Linked DNA regions of Homo sapiens: region 2 is linked to region 1. Evidence: chromatin loops called from intact Hi-C (ENCODE). Cell type or tissue: B cell. All regions are shown on one strand.

Evidence for each region. A loop is a pair of places that touch in the nucleus more often than their neighbours do. Peaks named below come from ENCODE experiments on the same cell type or tissue, not always from the same donor. Only the 100,000 strongest peaks of a DNase experiment are listed, where the experiment ranks them.
Region 2: it touches region 1 in a loop (6-fold over the local background); 3 of 110 quality-filtered maps call a loop at or near these places.

The regions. Positions count from the first base shown.
Region 1 is chr2:27,625,135-27,633,134 of GRCh38, forward strand. CCDC121 (coiled-coil domain containing 121) reads right to left here and starts at 3,878. Exons shown (of 2, transcript NM_024584.5): 1 at 3,816-3,878; 2 at 504-2,783. The coding sequence starts at 2,665. The coding sequence ends at 1,829. GPN1 (GPN-loop GTPase 1) reads left to right here and starts at 3,916. Exons shown (of 14, transcript NM_007266.4): 1 at 3,916-4,035; 2 at 4,725-4,818; 3 at 5,893-5,932; 4 at 6,700-6,766; 5 at 7,499-7,536. The coding sequence starts at 3,925. RefSeq lists a silencer at 2,848-3,142 and enhancers at 3,591-3,650, 3,711-4,020, 4,061-4,160. In B cell, no CTCF peak of the experiment used is centred here; a DNase peak (open chromatin) is centred at 3,837; H3K4me3 peaks cover 1,776 bases; H3K27ac peaks cover 1,355 bases.
Region 2 is chr2:27,678,946-27,686,945 of GRCh38, forward strand. SLC4A1AP (solute carrier family 4 member 1 adaptor protein) reads left to right here. Exons shown (of 14, transcript NM_018158.3): 9 at 3,303-3,414; 10 at 6,092-6,332. Among named protein-coding and RNA genes, the nearest start is that of SLC4A1AP, 19 kb to the left of the region's middle. RefSeq lists an enhancer at 2,720-3,919. In B cell, CTCF peaks have their summits at 4,755 (motif pointing left) and 4,954; a DNase peak (open chromatin) is centred at 4,736.

The DNA.
Region 1 (8,000 bases):
CTTACTTAGAGGTATGGATTTCAAGGTATGAAATCAGTTATCATTCAACTTTTAATGTCTTCAAGCCCTCACTCTGGAAGGGACAGCCACAAGCAGTATACCATATCCATTACCTGGGATGATAAGTAAAAATGAACTGAGATCAGGTGGAAGTTACCCACTCTTGAATTAGATAATTGGGACACCAGTGGCAGGAGGGGAATTAACAGAACTAATATGCTTCCTACTTTCCAACTTTTTATCAGCCTTAGAAATACATTGTCTTAGGGTTTTTACGTCCACAGAGACTAAGCCTTCAAGTTTGTCTTGGATACCATGCTTTCCTTGTTCAGTGTTTCTGTATTTTCAGCTCACAAATTGAGATTTAGGTTAAAGTACCTGTATGCTAAAATCCTAATTTCTGCATTAAAACTAGTTTTTATTATTTGCACATGTGAATAAGACATTTAAGAGTGGTAACAGAAGAGTGATGAAGTAGAAAATGTGTTACATTGGAACAGTAATAAAATCAGTGGATAAATGTTTTTATTTAATAACATTGTTTAATAAAAAACTACATATTTAACAGAAAAGTTGTTAAAGCTACAAGGTAAAGGCACATTGAAGGAGAATGCTTTTTAAATCCAATTTTCAGGGAATTCACTTTACATGTAAATAAAGCAGAAAATGCAGGAAAATTATTTTGAAGTTTTTCATCACTTAACAATTTCTGGGAAACAAAGTTCATCCTATTTTCCCATAGAGGACCCCTGTTAAAATATAAGATTATATTCCCCTATACTAGGATTCAGCATTCAAATAAATCACTAGTCCAACTTCAATGTCGTAGAACCCAAAAAAAATATAACTATCCTAAAAATATATAATTTAAAATATAATTTATAGTTATACTAAATGGGAATAAACATATGGCACACATTAATTACAAAGGATACTTCATGTACTAGAAAGTGCACCTGTAAGAAAATTAATAAATGACCTAAAACTAAAGCATTTAGGATAACAAACATCATTTTACTTGCTATCTTTTAGAATGCTGCTAGGGAAATCGATGGCACTTAAAAAAAAAGTTGTCCAAATATTTCAACTTTTTTTGGATACGTTTTCCTGAAATAAGTGGAGGCATTCAGTCACCTCAATGCTACAGGTGTTTCTTCAAATAAAACATTTTCAAAAGTAAGAGCTGACCTAATATATGTCTCCTTCATCTTTTCTTACCTTCTCAAACTTGTAGGGGCTTAGCATCAGATGAAAGGTCACTCTGCCTAGCACTTACTGGACTTGCTGTTATCAGAATGCTTTTTCACTCATGAGAAAACTAGAAGGAGCTACCTGGTCACTGGCACAAACTCACAAAGAGCTTGTAAAAACTGCTTTTGTCTGCTAAGTTGGTCAAAAGGAATGAGGATAAACTGGCAGAACGCTATTCAAAGTCTATTTGGAATGCTATCCTTAAAGGTACTTTCTCTATAAAGAAATACAATTTAGCTAGATGAAATAAATCACAACTGTTTTCACTTCCTTAGGTTGGTTTCCTTTAGCTAGTTTGATGTATGGTAAATGGCTAGGTTAGGGTCATGTGTTAGGTTAACTGGAGGTTTGTGGAATAGCTTATTAACGAGTATTTAAAGAAAAAGCTAGTTAAGGGAAGCTGGTTACCAAATATCTAGTAGGACTGTTGGATAAAACCATCTAATCCTTCACTCCAACACATCATGATGGAGATTTTACAATAGCAATCTGGAATCCAACAGCCTTTCTAACCAGGTTAATGTAGCACTTAAGAGTACTTGCTCCAGTTCTTATTTAATCAGTGTTATTTTAGAAGTTACTTTGGATTAATCCTTGATTTGGTGCCTTGGGGAAGACTGGGTGTGGTCTTTGGAACATCCTGTCTATTTAGGCACTGATTATGACTTCCTTGCAGTCTCTGCCTCGCCTGGATTAAGGACTCCAGATACCACTGTTCCTGCTGCAGCTGCTGCTTCCTGTTTTCTAAGTGGCTTTGAGTAGCCGTTAGTTTCTGGGCTTGCTCAATTAGCTGCAGTAATTCCTTCTTGAACTGCTGGTTCTCTCTGTTGATGCCACAGGAGTATTCAAAAATAAACCGCTTTGCTGCCAACTTCAAGGCCTGGGCCTTCATATTAAGCTCTCTTCTTTTTCTCTTTCCCAGTAGCCTCCTGTCTGGCTCGCTCAGTTGTTTCTCCAGTAATCTTTTCTCCTGGAGGAGCTGGGCCTGTACTTCCCGTGTCTTTGAAGCTGTCTCAGCTTGGACTTTCTTTGTCTCCTCCTGTAATGTCTGTATTTCTTTCTCCTGCTTTTCCTTTAATATAGCAATGTCCCTCATTGCCTGCAACTTCCGCTTCAAACTGGATTGGATATTTTCCTTTTGCAAGAGCGCTGTTTTAAGCACTGAAATTTGTTCTGCATATCTGGAGGCTGATTCTTGTCTTCTTCGTTCAATCTCTCCACTTTTTTGTAAATAGCTGTTCCATACCTTCTCAGGTTGCTCTGTGTACTCTTCAGTTTTGTTAGTCAGGTATTCCAGAAAGAATCTGTTTTCAGCCTGGACAAGTAACTTTTCTCGGTGTAGCTCCCTGGATTCCTCCAGTAGCTGTTTCCGCTGGGTTTGAGCTTGTTTTATATGCTTGTTCAGATCCGTCATTTCCGCCACTATCTTTTCTTTAAGCCTTGTCTCTACCTTTGTTAGCTTCTCTGGCTTGACAAAATTATTTATTAGACTATGATACGGTGGAAGGAGCCTTCTGGGGCCCTCAGCAAACCTGAAAGAACAAACGAGACATTCCTCTGTCAGTTAATGAAACTTTAGGAAGTAAGTGCACAACTGTCCTTCATTCATACAAGAGAATATTTCTGAGCACCAGAATGTTCCAGACATTATGCAAGGTGTGGGGAATCCAGCTAGTGGTAAAGGATGAGGAATGTAGCTCGTCATTTACAACGTGCATTCACTACAACCCTGGGAGGTATTACCTCAGTTTTAAAAAAGGAGAAAACAGGTTCAGAGAGTTTAAGTGACTTGCCCATGACTCACACCACTAGCAAGTGGCAGAGCCTGGGTATTAAAGCCAGATCTTATGACTTACTGAACACTGTTTGCAGCTACAAAGGGTCACAGAAACAGACTGGGTGGTCAGGAGTAGAAATAATTTTCTAGGCTCTTTCATCATCTTTCCTGAGTTTCTGAGGGACCTTCAGTGACTGGAGGGGAGGAAGCTCCCCTCCAGTACCTACTTGCACCTGGAATCCAAGCATTCATCCTGAAGGTCACGGCAACTGTGTAGTTCACTGAGGGTGACTGCCAAGGAATGAGCGCTAGCATCAGGAACCTGCGTCTGCAACTCGCGGGAACAATGTGCAAGTGTGGAAAGCTCCCGTAGTTTATTCGTTCGGTGCTCAAAGGGTCTCGGTGCTGCCCAGCAACCCTGGAGACTGCACCCTGCTCCAGTCCCGGCTGGTCCAGCCCTGAACTGTTTAACCGCCTCGGCTACCGAATAAGCCCGAGCAGCCGGTCCTCCAGTGGCTCCGCTCCCCGTTCTCTGTGGGCTCAAAATGACAGGCATGCTCCTCGTTTTCTTGCTGTGTGAGCCCTGCCCTCGGGACCCCATCTCTTCTGGCCTTCCTCCGGGAGACAAAAGCCCTCCCAGGCTGCAGAGATCAGCGCCCTTTTCCTAGCTCCCTTCAGCCTTCCTCTCGCTTGCTCAGCGCCCCCACTTCCTCGCCACTGTCACTAGTTGACTCATCAGCCCTGCCCGACGCTAAGAAGATGCCCTGGCAACCGCCGCGCCCCTCACCCGCTCCTTTCTGACGCTGTGGTGGTTTTCGTTCGCAGCCCAGAACATTGCGGAAGTTTCTCTACCCATGCGGTGTCTCTATGGTCGGGTGGGTGGGGCCAGGAGGAAGATGGCGGCGTCCGCAGCTGCCGCTGAGCTCCAGGCTTCTGGGGGTCCGCGGCACCCAGTGTGTCTGTTGGTGTTGGGAATGGCGGGATCCGGGAAAACCACTTTTGTACAGGTGACGTACACAGCATGGGTGTAGTAGGGGAGCGCAAAAGGTTGCCTCCGGCAGGCGGAAGGCCAGGAAGAAAGGGAGGGAAGAGGATTTGGAGGGTACCGGCGCATGGCTTTCGGGGGCTTCCCATCAACTTTAGTTCCTTCCCCGGCAAAGCCTCCTCGGGCCCTAGCCAGGTTAATTAAGGCTCTCTTCTGCGCACCTTCAGGGCATACTCGGTCCAGCTTACCACGTTGTACAGGAATTGTCTTGCTGATAAAATTGCGTTTCTCGGAGGCAAGTTACAAGTAACTTTAAAGATTAATACAGTGCTAGCACACAGGTTTTGGTGAAGATTTGCCAAATATTTCTTGCACGCCTGTCATGTTCCATTCACTGGGGATATAGCGAAAATGAGGTTGACAAGATTCATTCGTGGGGCCAAATATTTAATGGAGGAGATAGAGAAAACCCACATACGAAGAATCAAAACAAGTAAACAAGTGACTACGAGTAGGGGAAGCTTTGTTAGATGGGTGATGAAGAAAGGTAGCATTTGAACTGAGAGTTGTATCTTGGAGGTGGACATGGTGGATATTTCAGGTAGAAGAAAATCTAAGTGCAATATTCTTAAGGCATGGGTGTTAAAGGAATGGAAGTTCTCTCTTGTCCCCTCTTTGTCTCCTTCCAACCCTCTCCCCATATCTCTGCAGAGGCTCACAGGACACCTGCATGCCCAAGGCACTCCACCGTATGTGATCAACCTGGATCCAGCAGTACATGAAGTTCCCTTTCCTGCCAATATTGGTGAGTAAACCAGTAACATAACTTGTGTGCAGTGCTTTAAAGAGAATGGAAAAGGCCAGGCGTGGTGGCTCACGGCTGTAATCTCAGCACTTTGGGAGGCCGAGGCAGGTAGATCACGAGGTCAGGAGTTCAAGACCAGCCTGGCCAAGATGGTGAAACTCCATCTCTACTAAAAATACAAAAAATTAGCCAGGCACGGTGGCAGGCACCTGTAATTCCAGCTACTCGGGAGGCTGAGGCAGGAGAGTTGCTTGAACCCGGGTGGCAGAGGTTGCAGTGAGCCAAGATCGTGCCACTGCACTCCAGCCTGGTCAATAGAGTGAGACTCTGTAAAGCCTCCAGCCTGCCAGTCTTCAGTGCCTTCTTTTTTCATGTTTTCTAAACTATCTACTTTCATTTCCTTTGGATTTGCTTGCATTCCTAAACAGCTTAGGTTTTTTTTTTTTTTTTTTTTTTTTTAGACAGAGTCTCTGTCACCCAGGCCAGAGTGCAGTGGCGTGATTCACAGGTCACTGCAGCCTCAACATCCCAGGCTCAAGTGATCCTCCCACCTCAGCCTCCTGCCGCTATGCTGGGCTAGTTTTGTTTTGTTTGGAGAGACAAGGCCTCTCTATGTTGCCCAGGCTGGTCTTGAACTCCTGGGCTCAAGTAATCCTCCTGCCTTGGCCTCCCAAAGTGCTGGGATTATAGGTGTGAGCCACTGTGCCCAGCCTAACTCCTTTTAAAAAATCATGTCTGCATTGCCATTGTGTTGCCTTTGTCAGTAATAGGCAATTAGTAAGAAGCATTTTTTCCCCCTTGATTTTTGCCTCCCTTTTTCTAGGCATGTTTAAGTTGCATGAAACTTTGCACTTTGTGGAGACAAAACTCTTTGCCACAACTTTAGAGCTCCTAGCCCTAACATTCTTCATGATTTACTTGGCATTTATTCTTTGTAAGGAAGGAAACCAGTGTGAAAGTGGAGGTGGTAGAAGAGAATGCTGACAGGAGAAGGCTAGAAGGCCAGTTTTACTTTCCTGGTGGTAGGGAATGTGTATGTATTACATTCCAGTTAATTCTTTTTTTTCTCCTCAGATATTCGTGATACTGTAAAGTATAAAGAAGTAATGAAACAGTATCCTTTTCCATCTACTTTGGTCTTGACTCATTCCTGGCTTCTTGTCTGTGTATTTTGTGGCTTGAAAGAGTGTTTTTGCCTTTTCCTTGTGAAATATACAAGCAAAAGGATGGAAGCTGATTGTGGGAGAGGTAGGTGATCAGAAATACTATTTCAGCTTGAGATTTTAGTTTTCTTACCATCTCCCCAGATGGCAGGCTGTTGTAATTAAAGAGCAGAGAGTATGATAGGATAACTGACAGCTACCTGGGTCCCACAAGGTAGTATTTTGCCTTGGAGGATCATCTGTTGGTCACCACCTCTTTAGACTGGGAAACTCAGAAATGAGTGAGTTTAGTTGGATTAACTCTTAGTAAATTGCTGTATGAAATGTGTACTCTCTCCGTAGGCAAGTCTAAGTAGGAAGACTAATCATAATCAGCAGATTGCTTGGTTTATTTATGAGGATCAGAGCCGGAGGTGTTATACAGGTGGCCTTAATGACCAATGCCAGTGGGCTGTCACTGCCTGATGCACCTGTATTACATTTTGGTCACTTTGCTTTCTTCATTTTGCCTGACCACTCCTTAAATCAAATGAGTGAGCCAGACCTTGATAATGACTGTTTCCCTGTGTGGTTAAGTTTGTATGGTAGTCAAGGATTAGGTTGCCAGTATCCATTAATGGAACACTAATTTCATAATGCCGTTTGTGTGAATGATAGCCTAGGTATGAACTTTATAATCTAATCTATAAGCGATTTCAGTCCTCAACTTGGTGTCTAGATATGGACTTGGACCCAATGGCGGCATAGTGACCTCACTCAATCTCTTTGCTACCAGATTTGATCAGGTATATCTGTCTTTAGTATATTAATATGGTTGTGTAAAAATCTGTGACTCTTAAATTCCTTAGCTTGATCACATTGGTAAAGAAGAGCAGCAAACCTGAGCATAAATATAGAAAATAAGTAGGCATTTTGTCAGACAGAGAAGTAGACTATGAGAAGGTGATCAGTATGGTCAGACACTTCAAATTTAATATTTGTGACAGCTAATAAAAATCCAAAAGACCTGGGTTATTTTCTTGACCTGTTCTTTGCCTGTGGTATTACCCCGAAGCTGGGATGGGGGTATTTGGGAGTGGGATGGACTAGCAGTCATGGAATGGAAAGATGATGGGGCATTTTACTTGTGATAAATATTTGTCATTCTTTAGGTTTTCTTTGTCACCTACTTCCATAAGAGTGTTTTATAATCACTGGTTTTTATACTCTGATGTTAGGCCATGAGACAGGCTGTTAACATTTTGACAAGAGATAACAACTTGACATTGACAGATCAAAGTCTTCAGCTTCTCAGATCCTTGGATTGTGCCCCAAGATGGTATTGGAGTGCTGCTGATGTGGCTGTGTTGCTTTAGTTCAGCCTGTTTATTCTTTGTTGTCCTAAGATTGCAAATGTTCAGTAGGTGATTGAGGGATTCAGTAGGTGATAGTGCCTGTGAGGTATGCCACCCTGGAGAGGGCTCTGTGATTTTGTGTTGAAATCGGAATTTGTTGTCATTGACATCTTTTTCTTTTAGGTGATGAAATTTATTGAGAAGGCCCAGAACATGTCCAAGTAAGTGATGTCAGTAACACCCATTTATTACTCTGTAGCTGACATATTTCTAGGCTTCATGGAGGATCTGGGATACCATCAGCCTCTGAAAGAATATAGATTGAGATGAAACCATTAGGAGTGAAAAAAAAATTGGCAAATCATTAAGATGCTTTAGAATATAGAGCTAAATTTAATATCATTTCATCCTCAATTACTTTGATCCCCAATTTACATGGCTTCTTAGGAGCTCTTTTGAGACTTTGTCCCAATTCAGTTGTCCACCTGCCTTCTCTTGGGAAACCATGCTTGTTGTCATTAAAGTATCTGAAATACCTTTCTAATTCTTATTTAAATGAATATAGTCTACATGGTTCAGAGAAAATTTTTTAATTTACAGAGTGTCAGAATAGGAAATATTTGTTCTTATGGCCATTACCCAGTTAGCTGTTGTTCAAGGTTTACTTTTTTTAAAAAAGATAATT
Region 2 (8,000 bases), 54 kb after region 1:
GGCCTCAAGGTATCTGCCCACCTCAGCCTCCCAAAGTGCTGGGATTACAGGTGTGAGCCACCACACCTGGTCTTAATAGCATTTTTATATATGAATTTGATGAAGATTAATTATGATTTTATACTGTGCTGATGAGGCTGACAAAAAGGCACTTTCTTATATTGTCATTGAAGGACAAATTAGTACATTCTCTACAAGACAAATTGGCAGTCTCTATCCTGATTACAAATGCACATGCCCTTTGATCTATTTCATTTCTAGGAATTTGTCCCTCACATACTTAGGAAATGATGTACAGCATTGTTTGTATTAATAGTAGTAAAAAATTAGAAATCCCCTAAATGTTTATCAAAGGGGATGGATTAAATAAATTGCGGCCAGGTGCTGCGGCTTACGCCTGTAATCCCAGCACTTTGGGAGGCTGAGCTGGGCGGATCACGAGGTCAGGAGATCGAGACCATCCTGGCTAACATGGTGAAACCCTGTCTCTACTAAAAATACAAAAAATTAGCCGGTTGTGGTGGTGGGTGCCTGTAGTCCCAGCTACTTGGGAGCCTGAGGCAGGAGAATGGCGTGAACCAGGAAGGTGGAGCTGGCAGTGAGCCGAGATTGCGCCACTGCACTCTAGCCTGGGCGACAGAGCGAGACTCCATCTCAAAAAAATAAATAAATTATGGTGTAGATATACAATAGAACACCATATAGCTGTTGAAAAAAAAGGCAACTATATATAAGATACAGAAACACTATCAAGATAAGTAACAAAAGCAAGGTGCAGAACGGTGTGTATAACAGGCGCTGTCTGTAAAAAATGATGGTGGGGGAAGAATACATAGATAAGTAGGCCATGGTTATGTTTATAATATCTGTTTAGGTCGGGTTCCCTAAAAACAGACTGAATCGGAGATTCATCTGCAAGTGATTTATTAAGAGAGTGCTCTCAGGAGAAATCTATATGGGAGTGAGGGAAGCAGGAGAGGGCAGGAGAAGAAGCTGGGCTAAGATATGGTTTCAGGAGAGCCTGAATGGCACCACAGATGCCATGGAGGCATGGGGCTTGGGTTTCGATACCCTGTCCCCCCAACCCTTCATTGGTCATAGGCTGCCGGTGACTGGGGGGTGGGAGGGGCTCACAGCAATTCTGGGAAGGGTGCAGGTGTGAGCCTTTAGCAGCCGATGTCTGCAGTAGCTGTTTGGCCTGATAAAGGGAATCTGGGAGGGACAGCATCTGCTACTGTATCTCTGGAAAGATTCGTTAAAAATTAATAATATTGATTGCCAATGGGGAAGGCAACTGGGTGGCTGGGGGACAGCAATGGGAGGGAGACTTTTCACAGTATATGTGCTTTATACTTGAGTTTTGAACATGTGAATATACTTTCTATTCTATTCAGATATACTGAATTTGAAAAGAAAATCCTGTACCAAATAGCCATACCACTTTAGGTCCAAATTTACTGTAATGTAGTTGCAGTTCTAGTTCTAAATAACAAATAACTGGAAAAAGTAAGAATCATATAATAATTTTGTTACAGTAAAACTATTTGTTAATAAAAGTGGCTGGGGACGGTGGCTCACACCTGTAGTCCCAGAACTTTAGGAGAGTGAGTGAGGTGGGAGGATGGCTTGAGTTCAGGAGTTTGAGACCAGCCTGGGCAACATAGTGAGACCCTGTCTCTACAAAAGATAAAAACTTAGCTGGGTATGGTGGTGCTTGTCTGTAATCCCTGCTACTTGGGAGGCTGAGGTATCACTTGAACCTGGGAGAGTGAGGTTGCAAGACCCTGTCTCAAACAAACAAACAAACAAAAACAAAACAAAAACAAATCTCTGCTTTGGAAAACAACAACAACAACAACAACAACAACAACAACATTTGGGGCAAGAAGAATTAAAAAAAAAAAAAAACGAAAACGAAATATGTCTCAGCTTCCTCCAGAGCCTCCTCTCCTGCTATCAGTCTGTGTGCTTGCCTGGTTTTTCCTCCCTTTCCTATTTTGGATACTGGTCTAGATGTGTATCTTCTTCCTCCTCTTTTCACTTATGGGTTGAACTTCCAAACTTTCTGCCTCCTACCCTAACCCCTGCAAGCAATCTTGATTGTGATTCCATCTTCTGCTTTTTCATCTCCTTTGAGCCAGTCTTAGCTTATCCTCTAGGCCAGCCTGGCTTTTTAATGTAGCTGAAAACATCTGTGTTGCTGTTGCTTCTGTCTTTCTATGCCAGAGCCTTCCTGAGGCCTGTGGGGAAGGGTGTGAAGGATAATGATTTGACAAAATGTCCTTCATGGCCAGGCAGGCAGCATTCTTCTGGTGGCCTTAGCAAGGGAATGGGTTTTATCTCTGGTAGGGAGAAAGGGGCTTGAGGCTGGACTTAAGAGTGCTACTAAGGGGATAAGACTTAGGTAAAAGAAGGCAGTAGTAGCAAGTGGGGCTTCAGGGAGGGCCAGGTAGCTAACATCTGGTATGGGTCACTGTGAGTCGAATGCCATTACTGTCCTTATATTCCAGTTTTCAGGGCTGTCCCATGGTCAATATGAAGAAAACAGAGGGCTTTCTTTTCAGTCTAGTATGCTTATTCTGGGGTTTCCTCTGTCTCCTCATGCCATATTCTCATTGTCACCTCTGCCTGCTCTGAGTATCTTGTCAACTGAATTGCTATCCCTTTTGTTTTTGCTCTGTTCTCCCCCTGCCTTTCTAATTTCTACTATCTCTTCTTTATACCCTTCCTCAGCTTTGTCCTAATGGGCTTAGCTTTTCTAACTATCTCCAGCCGTTGAGAATGTTGACAGGCTCAGCAGTTGCAGTCTCTCACTATATCTTTGTCATTACTACACTGGGTATCCTGCATACTGTACCCCCATCCCCATGCACACTTTTTTTTTTAAGTGCTCAGAGCTATTGCGCTTAAGTGGGAGCTCCAGATAAGTAAGACACTCTTCAGAGGTTGGTGGGAAGTAGGGCTTTACACCATGGATCAATCTCCTGCTGCTTATATGTTCTCCTTTGCCAGTGACCTTTGTACTGTAGTCATTTCATGGGTGTGAAGTCATGTAGCATGTGGCAAATTACTTGACTAAGGGAGCAGCCTCATCATAGCTCTGTGTCTGTGACAGTCAGCATTGTTCTTGTCCATTCAAAATCTGTTGGTCTGAATACCTCTTTCTTATTGTTATATGCTTAGATATTCATTTTGTGGTAATTTTTATTTTGCCAGAGGTTTCTTTGTCAGTATCATGGTATTTTTAGATAAAACCTTGGGACTCCCTGGAATAGATGTGTATAATTATTCTTTCTTCCTAGGACTGAAACTCAGACTACAGGTGCAGAAAACAAAGCTAAAAAGCTTACATTGCCTCTATTTGGTGCCATGAAAGGAGGAAGCAAATTCAAATTAAAAACTGGAACAGTAGGGGTAAGTTGTGAGTCAGGGTGTTAAACTTTTAGCCCTTGAGTTATCCCTGAGCTAATTTTTCTCTTTTCTTTTTTGAAACTACAAATGACTCATTCCATAGTAATGTGAGAAAGGGCTGTGGGCTTGGTATGATCACATCTTTCCCAGAACTTGGTTCTTGGATTCTTTTTTTTTTTTTTTTTTGGAGACAGAGTCTCACTCTGTCACCAGGCTGGAGTGCAGTGGCGTGATCTCGGCTGACTGCAACTTCCGCCTCCCGGGTTCAAGCAATTCTCCTGCCTCAGCCTCTCGAGTAGCTGGGACTACAGGCGTGCTCCACCATGCCCAGCTAATTTTTGTATTTTTAGTAGGATGGGACTTCACCATGTTGGCCAGGATGGTCTCCATCTCTTGACCTCGTGATCCACCTGCCTTGGCCTCCCAAAATGCTGGGTTTATAGGCATGAGCCATTGTGCCTGGCCAGTTTGTGGATTCTTTTTCTCAGCTTAGGGTTATCAAGAATTGATGAATTAATTTATGCCAATCAATTTGCAAGTAAATGGTTTGTAAATTAGAATCATAGTTTATTAATTTCTCATGAATGTTGCATTTAAGAATGGGTCTCCTGCATTAAATGCTTTTCCCCAGGTGGATAGATGTAGTGTTCAGACTCACCAACATTTAAGAACATAGTGTGTGCACTTGCCTCTGCCATATGATTTTTCTTCATTTAATCCTTCCAACACCTTTTGCTGTGTGGGAATTATTGCCTCTTACAAATGAGGAAATAGAGTCAGAGAAGTTAAATACCAGATCACACCAGCGTTATGTAACTAAGCTGGTAATCAGATCCAGGTCTGTCTCTTGAGCTTTATGATTTCCCTGCTACCCTACAATATATGTCTGTCTGTATGTTTTTGCTTTATCTATATTCCTATTCATAGATTCAGCTTTTAAAAGGTTTTCATTACCCCTAAGAGCTGAACCTTGAGTATTAGTTTGCTAGGGCCACCATAACAAAATACTAGGGATTGGGCAGCTTAAACAACAGAAATTTATTTGTTCACAGTTGCCAGCAGGGTTGGTTTCCTCTAAGGCCTCTCTGCTTACCAATGGCTGCCCTCTTGCTGGCTCTTCAGATGGCCATCCCTCTGTGCACTTGCACTCCTGGTGTCTCTTCTTCTTCTTCTAAGGACATGAGTCATACTGAGTTAGGGCCCCACCCTAATAGTGTCATTTTAATTCAGTTTAATTTAATTTACAGTCATATTCTGAGGTACTGGGGCTTGGGACTTCAAACATGAATTTGGGCAGCAGGGGGCACAATTCGTCCAAAACACCCTGAATTAGGGTATACTGCCCTCTGGTGGCAGAAATCTGAAGTCCTAGCTATGTATTCTTTTTGTTTGTTTCATTGAGAGACAGTCTCACACTGTCACCCAGGCTGCAGTGCAGTGGCCATCTCGGCTCACTGCAACCTCCTCCTCCCGGGTTCAAGCGATTCTCCTGCCTCAGCTTCCCGAGTAGCTGGGATTACAGGCACCCACCACCACGCCCAACTAATTTTTTGTATTTTTTTTTAGTAGAGACAGTTTTTCACCATGGCCAGACTGGTCTCGAACTCCTGACCTCATGATTCACCTGCCTCGGCCTCACTATGTATTCTGAATGAGTAATGGTTTACCTAACAAGTAGGCTTTTCAATCTGTTGCGGTGGGGACTTAGGTTTTAAATAGAAAACTTTTTACTAAACAGCCCTCCTTAGAGAATTTTAGAACTAAGTCCTATATTTAAAAGATAATATAGGCCGGGCGCGGTGGCTCATACCTGTTATCCCAGCACTTTGGGAGGCCGAGGTGGGTGGATTGCTTGAGCTCACTAGTCGAGACCAGCCTGGGCAACATGGTGAAACCCCGTCTCTACTAAAAATACAAAAATTAGCTGAGCACGGTGGCCTGCGCACCTATAACCCCAGCTACTCAGGAGGCTGAGGCAGGAGAATCGCTTGAACCGGGGAGGCAGAGGTTTCAGTGAGCTGAGATCGCACCACTGCACTCCAGCTTGGGCCACAGAGCAAGACTCTGTCTCAAAAAAAAAAAAAAAAAGATATAACCAAGATATGCTTTGGTTCCTTCCCTCTATTCCATAACTGTGATCAACCTTTTCTAATAAATACTTTTATTGAATGGCTTTGATTAGAATATTTAGCTTTATTCTTTGAGAAATGTCTTCCTCCTTTTCTTCAGGATCTGTTTGATGGATTTACATGCCTTGTTTCCTTGAAATTACGCTAAGTCTAAAATGAAAAAGCAGCACAAATGACTTATTTCTGATTGTCTGATTTATTCCTTAGAAGATTTTGTAATCAATTGAAATCCTTTAATATCATGAGTTATAACAGTCCAGAATTCCTGTAGCTGGCACTCATCTGAAATAACTATTTTAGTTCCTTACAAGCTATTTTCAAGTGTTTTGTATTTAGTAATCTTTGACTCTAGGAACTAATAAAGACACTTGTTTAGGGTCTATAGAGGGGTAAAATTTCATGTCAAAGTCCCACCTCCAGCAGACTTCTGTGGAGTTCATCAACCTAAAAAGAGTAAACATTCAGTACATTTAGACTGACCTCCTTGAAAAGATTTTTCTCTTGTTGTCATTAAGTAGAACTACTTGTTCATGGTTTTGTTTCCCTCTTAGAAGTTACCCCCCAAGCGTCCAGAACTCCCTCCAACTCTAATGAGAATGAAAGATGAGCCTGAAGTAGAAGAGGAGGAGGAAGAGGAAGAGGAAGAAGAGAAAGAAAAGGAGGAGCATGAAAAGAAAAAACTGGAGGATGGAAGCCTCAGTAGGCCACAGCCAGAGATAGAGCCAGAAGCAGCAGTGCAGGAAATGAGGCCTCCCACAGATCTCACACATTTTAAAGAAACCCAAACCCATGGTAATATCTTTCTTCTCCTTCCTGTGTTGTTCAGTGGGCAGTTACATTGATTGTGGATAGGTTTTAAAAAGCAAGGCCAGTTCTTGTCTGTGCATTTGACTTTGTATGTGATATACTGACTCTGTAGCAAGGAAACATACTTTCTTGGTCTTCTTCCTTTGACCGCCAGTCATTATTTGTCTTCATTGCAAATTAAGGGCAGTTATTTCCAATCCATTCCAGAATTACAGAAAATTGAAGGCTATGGAATCTGAAACCATAGCTGCTGTGGAATAATCCTGAGCTGCTGCCACTGTGTGAGTTGGAGGGCAGTGGAACAGGGTACATGATGGGGCCTGATCAGGTGGTCTCCGGATAAGTCAACCCCTATTCATTTTTTCCTCCATCCCTAAAACAGAGGCCAAACCATAATTGTACTCATTGGACTAAAGTTCTCAAGAAGGATCTTGCTTCATTCATTTTTGTGTGTTTGGAACCTAGCACAAAACCTGACACATATCCACCCGCCTCAGCAAATATTTGATGAAAAATGTTGAAAGACGGAATAGATTGATATTCATATAGATATATGCATCAATTAATTCTGTATTTTCTATATATATATTCTAATTACAAAGGGTTATATGTTCATTTTAGAAACTATAGATCATACATAAAAGTCCAAAGGAAAAAAAAGAAATCCCCACAACCCCACCCCTAAAGATCATTGTTTATCTTTTTAGTATCCTTTCATCCCTTGTCAACTGCAGGGGTTATTTTCCTGCTGGTTGGCCAAACTGGTTAGGAAGATAAAGATCTCAGAAAATAAGGAGTATGAGGAGAAACAATAAAAACTGGCACTGAATGTATGGGAATGCATGCATGTCTACTTCCACAACAAACCAGGCTTGGCTACATAAAAACTCCAGGCCTGGTATGTAGCCCTTCTCTTGAATCACCTTCATTTGTCTGGGAAACAGAAAAGTTACTGTTTCCTCATCTGTGAGAGGTAAGTATTCTGTATCTGCATTTGTCCTTTTCAAAAAGGTACTTACATGAGCTTGGTCTTTGGGCCATATATTGTGAAGGTGGATATAAACAGGTCAGCAGGAGGGGAGCAATAAGTATCATAATTTTTTTGTTTAACAGACCAAAGTAAGTATGTGTGTGTAAAAATAGCTTAGATTTTGAAACTTGGTTTATAAGATTAAATAATTAGTAAATTTGGCCAGGCACAGTGGCTCACGCCTGTAATCCCAGCACTTTGGGAGGCCGAGGCGGATGGATCACCTGAGGTCAGGAGTTCGAGACCAGGCTGGCCAATGTGGTGAGACCCCGTCTCTACTAAAAATACAGAAAAAATTAGTTGGGCGTGATGGTGCATGCTTGTAATCACAGGTACTCAGGAGGGCTCTGAGCAGGCAGGAGAATTGCTTGAACCCGGGAGACAGAAGTTGCAGTGAATTGAGATCATGCCACTGCTCTCCAGCCTGGGTGATAGAGTGAGACTGTTTCAAAAACAAAACAAAACAAAATTAAATAATTAGTAAATTTGCAGTGATGAGGGATTACCCCAGGCCTTTTTTCCTGTGGTTTGTTTTTATTTTTACTTTAATATTTACTTTTATTGAGACAGAGTCTTACTTTGTTACCCAGGTTGGAGTACTGTGGTGTGATCTTGGCTCTCTG